Linked DNA regions of Mus musculus: region 1 is linked to region 2. A link is a loop called in an ENCODE intact Hi-C map of the cell type or tissue named here. Cell type or tissue: heart. All regions are shown on one strand. Each heading gives the region's core, and the rest is flanking DNA. Links, peaks and the distances in the headings are about the cores only. Region 1 holds the start of Gtpbp3 (GTP binding protein 3). Region 2 holds the start of Use1 (unconventional SNARE in the ER 1 homolog (S. cerevisiae)).

Region 1 (2,901 bases), core at 114-2,613, 120 kb before region 2:
TTCGTCAGAGTCCCCTGATCCTGTAAGGAATCACAGGAAGCTCACTGATTCTTTGGGCTGGACCCTAATGGGTCAGTGGTCAGTTACTGGGTGTGACCACCACACCCCATCTGGGGGATGTAGATATCTCTCTTAGAACCCAGGCCAGCAAGCTGTTGAGGTCACCTGCAGTTGCCCCTCCCCATCAGTGCTGATTACACACGCAGGCCCCAGACTGACAGAGTGCTGGCCATCAGGGGCTTCCTGTGGCAAACTTGTTGGATGAACACACATTAAGTAAAGGTGACACAATTCTTTCTGAAAAGGCAAGACCCTCCCTATCCCCACCACCCAGAAATCACAGAAAGCCTGGTTGTACGCTGGTACATCGTACCAGCTACTCATCAACTCCCTAAATAGGACTTAGCACTTCCTCCAAACAACTACCACCAAACATGCACTTGAGTCTGAGCTTTCCTCAAAGTCCTCCCCATGCTGAAGTCTCTGCGTGTGTGTGTGACACCAGGAAGTCAAAAGACAGCCTGCAGGAATCAATTCTCACCTTTCACCACTCGGGTTCACATTTGGCAACAATCACCTTTACTGGCAGAGTCATCTAGAAGGCCTGGGTTAATATGATACATCTCTTCTCCCAAATGACAATGTGTTTTGCAGTCTATCTCCAATACCTTTTAGTCTCCCCCAGGAACAGTGCCACTCAACAGAGCCTCACCCAATGCCTGCAAGACACCGCTGACCACCGCAGGACCTCCGTGTACGTGAAACTCCACGCAATCCTCACCCGTGAAACTCTGGGGTCCTTGTATGGAAAAAAGCAGAGTTAGGGGATGGGCACGACCCGGGCTGACTCCTGGAGGGGACTGAGACCCGGACACGAGCGCCGTGGGCTCCCGGATCCGGCCCCTCACCTGGGAACCAGAGGACGAGTGAGCGGTCCAGTGGCTCCCCGGAGCACGGGTGGCGGAGAAGGCGCAGGCAGGCTCTGCGGGCAGGAGGCGGCTCCTGGAGCGCCGTGAGGCTGCGGAGCGCGAGCCCGCTAGCTGGACCGCTGGTGCGGATCACTGCGATGGCGCAGCGTCCCTGGCCGGAGCTGAGTGCGAAGATGGTGCTGCTGGGGACTAAGGACTCTGCACTGGTGCTGCAGCGTGCGCACAGCCTGGAGATCGGAAAGGAAACGAGTAAGCGCATCCAGAAACCCGAGCCTCGGGGTGAACATGGACGGAGGGATGGTCGCCCGTTGATGCCCAAGCTGTACGAGCGGTGGCCAGGCGATGGGCTTGGAAAGACACGGCAGCTGCGGGAGGAGGAACGGGGTCTGGAACTTCAGGGGCAAACCTGGGTCCTAAAGCAACGTCTAGCGCGTGACAGCGGGTCCGTGCCACTCACCTGAGGGGCGCCCACGCCGCCTGGGTCACCAGGGCGCTCAGCCCACGCCACATGGATTTCCAATTTTGCAAGCACCTTGGCCGACACTCCCGCAGGGCTTCAAGTTCGGGAAGAAAGTCCTGCCCCTTTGCGGTGTGACTTAGCGGTACGACTCTCAACTACCATTGGATCGCCTATAGGAGGTCCCGCCCTCTATCTATAGATTTTGATTCCTATTGGCTGATCCAAGGGAAACGAAGTTGGGATGCGGGTGTGTACAACGCAAGAGTGTCCCGCGGAAACACAGAGCAAAGTTTTCGGTTCCTAGAGCAACAGGTATCTGACACAATAGTGGGAGGAAGAAAATGCAGGATATATCTCAGCGGTGGTTCGAGCCCTTCTTTTCCTTGTGCCCATTCCGTAGTCTTAGAGAAGCTAAGAAGCTATGTGTGCGCTCCGACTGTAAAGTCCATGAAAGGCAGCGCAGAAGGCACTTGCTGCCAAACTTGACAATCTGAGTTCTATCCCCGGGATCAGCTTAGTGAAGGAGACCAGACTTGTGCAAGTTGTCCTTTCACCATCACGAGGGAGGTGGGGTCGGGGTATTCTACACCCAGTTAGAGACAGAAAACTCAAAGCATCTTAGTGACTGCAGGGGATGAGTTCCGGGAGAAGCCACGCCCTAGGTCAGGGAAAATCTGGTCCAAACTTCTGGGAAGTTTCTTCCTGGCCCTTCTTGTGTCTCTTCACTGATCCCCGCTACCCCATCTTTGCCAGCTGCAGCTCCTGGGCAAGTATCTTTAGCCAGGCGCCATCCCCAGGCAAGGAAGCCTTTCTGGCGGTTCCAGCCCAGCTCCAGCCCTGGCTTCCCCGCCCTCTTCGGGGTCCCGGTTGGCCGCAGGTCCGATGTGTGTTCCGGGATAGGCATCCTGGGGCCTCCAGTTAACTTCGGGTTAACCCGGGACAGCACTGAACTGCGGGGTGAAGGAGCAGGCTCGAATACCAGGTTCTGGGCGGGCGGGGCTTCGCGAGCGCCCTCGCACTGCCAATTCTCTGGTTCTCGACTTGTGCGGGCGGGCGCTCTTTAGTTAGTGCTGCCGGGTACAGTATAGTCTCAAAGCCCTCAGGTTCCCATCTGCCCTACTTTCAGTCTGTGAAACAGGGACAGTGACGTTGTCCATCTCCTGTGGTCCCATCTTTTTTGTTTGTTTGTGTGTTTGTTTTTGTTTTGTTTTTTTCGAGACAGGGTTTCTCTGTGTAGCCCTGGCTGTCCTGGAACTCACTCTGTAGACCAGGCTGGCCTGGAACTCAGAAATCCGCCTGCCTCTGCCTCCCAAGTGCTGGGATTAAAAGCGTGCGCCACCAGTGCCCGGCCCCCGTGGTTCCATCTTAACACGTTTAGAGCAAGTGCTCATTACCTACTAAGTGCTCACAGGACTTCAGGGTGGGCCACTCTGAAGTGGGAAAACATGGGAGATCAGGGCTGTGGGTTTTGGTGCTTGCTTCTAAGTCTGACGACCTGAGTTCAATCCCCTG
Region 2 (2,901 bases), core at 114-2,613:
ACTCAGTTTCCCCTGCTCTTTTACATTCTGGGAACAGCAGCCCCAGAAAGGACTTCCAGCAGGCAGCTGGTCCTTATAGCAGCTCAGGGGCCCCAGCTTCAGCCGCTCATTTCCCTTCCCTGTCACGCTGTGGCTGAAATACTCACGCTCGTTTCCTCATGTCCACCTCACATTCTGGAAGCAAAAGAGGCCAAGAACAAAGAAGATAGCTTTCTTGTTTCCAAACTTCTGACCTTGATCAGCAAAATGCTGTTCTGCCTGTGAACTGCTTTTTGCCCACTCTCCCTGGTCCCAGATCCCTCTCAATGGCCTAGCACTGTGCTGGGAACCATCCTCTTTCTCAGCCTCCCCTCAGGCAAAGATGACCCTGGGACCTCTTCCTGGGCTGGGAAAAATCAAGGGGGATGGGCAGGCATGAGGGCTGTGGGGTGGCAGGAACAGTCATGCTCAGCATGTCTCACCTCCAGATGGTTCCTGTGGGGAGGAGAGAGGAATGAGGCCATGCTCTTTGATATCTTCCCTAAATCTCTCTCTGCTTTGGGCTGACTCATGTAAAGCTGTGGGGCCAACTCTGGGGTTTAACCAGATGTGGTCCATTCTTCTTTGTTTTGCTAATTTTTTTTAAGACAGAGTTTCTCTGTGTAGCCCTGATTACTGGACTTATTCTGTAGAGCAAGCAGGCTGGCTTTGAACTCACAAAGATCTGCCTGCCTCTGCCTCCTCAGTGCTGAGGTTTAAAGACGTGTACTACCACCACCCAGCCAAATTCCTCTTCTTGAGCACAGTGCCTTCCTGGGGAAGCCTTGCCTAAGGCCCACTAGAGTTTGTGGTATTATTCCAGTCTTTCCCCTCTGAAGACTACTCTTTTTGCTATCCAGAGGTTGGTCCCAAGTACAAGGGAGGGAATCGTACCATGCCCAACAGCTCACTCCGCATCTCACTGGTGTAACGTGCCCTAGACTGCAAATGTACAGTCTTGGTGGCAGGCACCCGCTCCTTGGCTGTGGTGGGCACGCGGCCAGGAGCCAGGAACTGGTTAGCTAGAGCTTTTTCAGAGGAGGAGGTCTGAGGAGACATAGGAAGGGGAAGACGAGTTACTGGGGGGCTGTGCCCTGGTCCTAGGGGCTGTGGGGAACTGAGTGAGGCCCGCCTGAGGGATGGGAGGGCAGGCTCACCAACTTCTCGGCCTGCAGCATGCCCTTCAGAAAGTCCACTTTGCGGGAGTACTCGCTGATCACTTCTGAGGCCGGTTTACTGAAAGGCAGCAGGAAAAAGTTAGTCTGCTGCTGTGCCGTCGTAGGAGGTGGTGACTCGGTGCCCCCACACTCACCTTGCTTGAACTTTCAGGGCCTGCAGCATGTCTTCCAGGGCACCCACATACTGGGAGGGAAGGTATGGTGTCAGCCAAGCCAGTGGCCCAAGGCAGGAGCAAACCAGGGAGAGGGGTGGGACCCGGAGAGGAGTCAGAGAGGGGAGGGGACATAAGCGAAGACCTAGAATTGAGAGGGCGTGGCCTGTGCGTGAAGCTGTAGGGAGAAAACTAGGACGTCAGGGGTTACGCACGAGGGGCGTGTCGCCGCGGACCAGAAGGAGCGGAGACAGTGGCCTGTGGAGTTGGTTCGCAGGCCTTTGCGGCGGCGTGGGAATCCCTCACCTTCTCCAGTCGCCACTCGTCCGGTTCTCGTTTTTCTGCCGCCATCGACTCACAGCGACAAAGCAGCCGTACCAGGTTCAACTCCAACCGCGACGTCGCCAGCGGGCGATGATAGGCTCCTTCCGCCTGCGCCATCTTAGAAAAGGGCGGAAGTGCCTGAGTGAGGTCCTTCCCCTCCGAGGTCCGCCCTGCTACGCTTGGGACGGAAGTAGAGTTTTATTTCAAGCCGCAGTTTATTCAAAGATAAATCGTTTTCGTCCCTGTCTCTTTTTAAAATGATGGTCTTGATACCTGGCCTTTTTCGTTTTTTGAAGCAGAGTCTCTGTAGTCCATGTAGGCCCTGAACAGCCGATTATGTCCGGCGAGAATTCGTTGAAAGGACTGGAAAAGCCATTCCTCATCTTCCCTCGCCGGTCATTGCATTCCGCTTGTTCACCTCGCCTCTGCGCGCGCAGTGCACGTGTTTTCTACCTCTGTAGCGGGAACCTTGACCTGGGGTCTCCCCCGACCCTGCTTGATGACGTGTCAGTTGGGCGTTTCCATCTGGCCGGACCTGCTAGTTTCCAGTCCTGGCTGCCAGCATCCTGAGCTTTAATAAATCATGGTCCATGGCCCCCCCTTCCCTAGCTACCAGCAACTCTCTTTCATTTTAGGTTACATGTAGTCGGCTACATGATCGAGGCCCCGAAGGATGGAGAATATTGTACCTCCCGAAGAACTTAGCCAATGAGAAATTCAGGGATCAGGGAATGAATGCCATGAGGATTATAAAACAAGCCAGGATGCCCTGGAGCTGGATTTACCGTGGTTGTGAACCAATATTAGGTTTACCTCTTTCACTCGCATGTAACTTATGAGCATTAGAAATGCTAGACAAGCCGTCTCAGTCCACGTTTTTAGAAAAGATGCCTGTGACTCCGGGGATCTGACACCTCTGATTTCTTCACGTTTCATATGCACACACCAACACACAATTAAACATAACATTTTAACCTGGGCAGGGTGGTGGTAGGGTTTTAATCCTAGCACTCAGGAGAAAGAGGCAGGTGGATCTTTGAGTTTGAGGCCAGCTTGGTCTACAGAGAGAGTTCCAAGACAGCCAGGGCTACACAGAGAAACCCTGTCTCTAAAAAACTATTTAAACCTTAAAAAACAAAAATGATACTGGATCCCCGAGCACTGGAGTTATGGTGACTGTGAGGGCCATGTGATGCTGGTAATTGAATACTGAGCCTTGTTGCTTGTGG

Evidence for each region. Hi-C counts contacts between places; a loop is a spot of excess contacts. Peaks named below come from ENCODE experiments on the same cell type or tissue, not always from the same donor. Only the 100,000 strongest peaks of a DNase experiment are listed, where the experiment ranks them.
Region 1: a loop joins it to region 2, with 2.2 times the contacts of the local background. A loop is called at or near these places in 3 of 42 quality-filtered maps.

The regions. Positions count from the first base shown.
Region 1 is chr8:71,487,326-71,490,226 of GRCm38, reverse strand. It overlaps Gtpbp3 (GTP binding protein 3), which reads right to left and starts at 1,499. Exons shown (of 9, transcript NM_032544.4): 1 at 1,387-1,499; 2 at 909-1,156; 3 at 713-799. The coding sequence starts at 1,439. In heart, for the core only: a CTCF peak has its summit at 1,502; DNase peaks (open chromatin) are centred at 189, 1,576 and 2,346; H3K4me3 peaks cover 2,500 bases; H3K27ac peaks cover 1,770 bases.
Region 2 is chr8:71,366,123-71,369,023 of GRCm38, reverse strand. Use1 (unconventional SNARE in the ER 1 homolog (S. cerevisiae)) reads right to left here and starts at 1,807. Exons shown (of 8, transcript NM_025917.4): 1 at 1,655-1,807; 2 at 1,331-1,380; 3 at 1,176-1,254; 4 at 913-1,065; 5 at 462-474; 6 at 147-174. The coding sequence starts at 1,789. In heart, for the core only: no CTCF peak of the experiment used is centred there; DNase peaks (open chromatin) are centred at 397, 1,503 and 2,143; H3K4me3 peaks cover 2,217 bases; H3K27ac peaks cover 2,412 bases.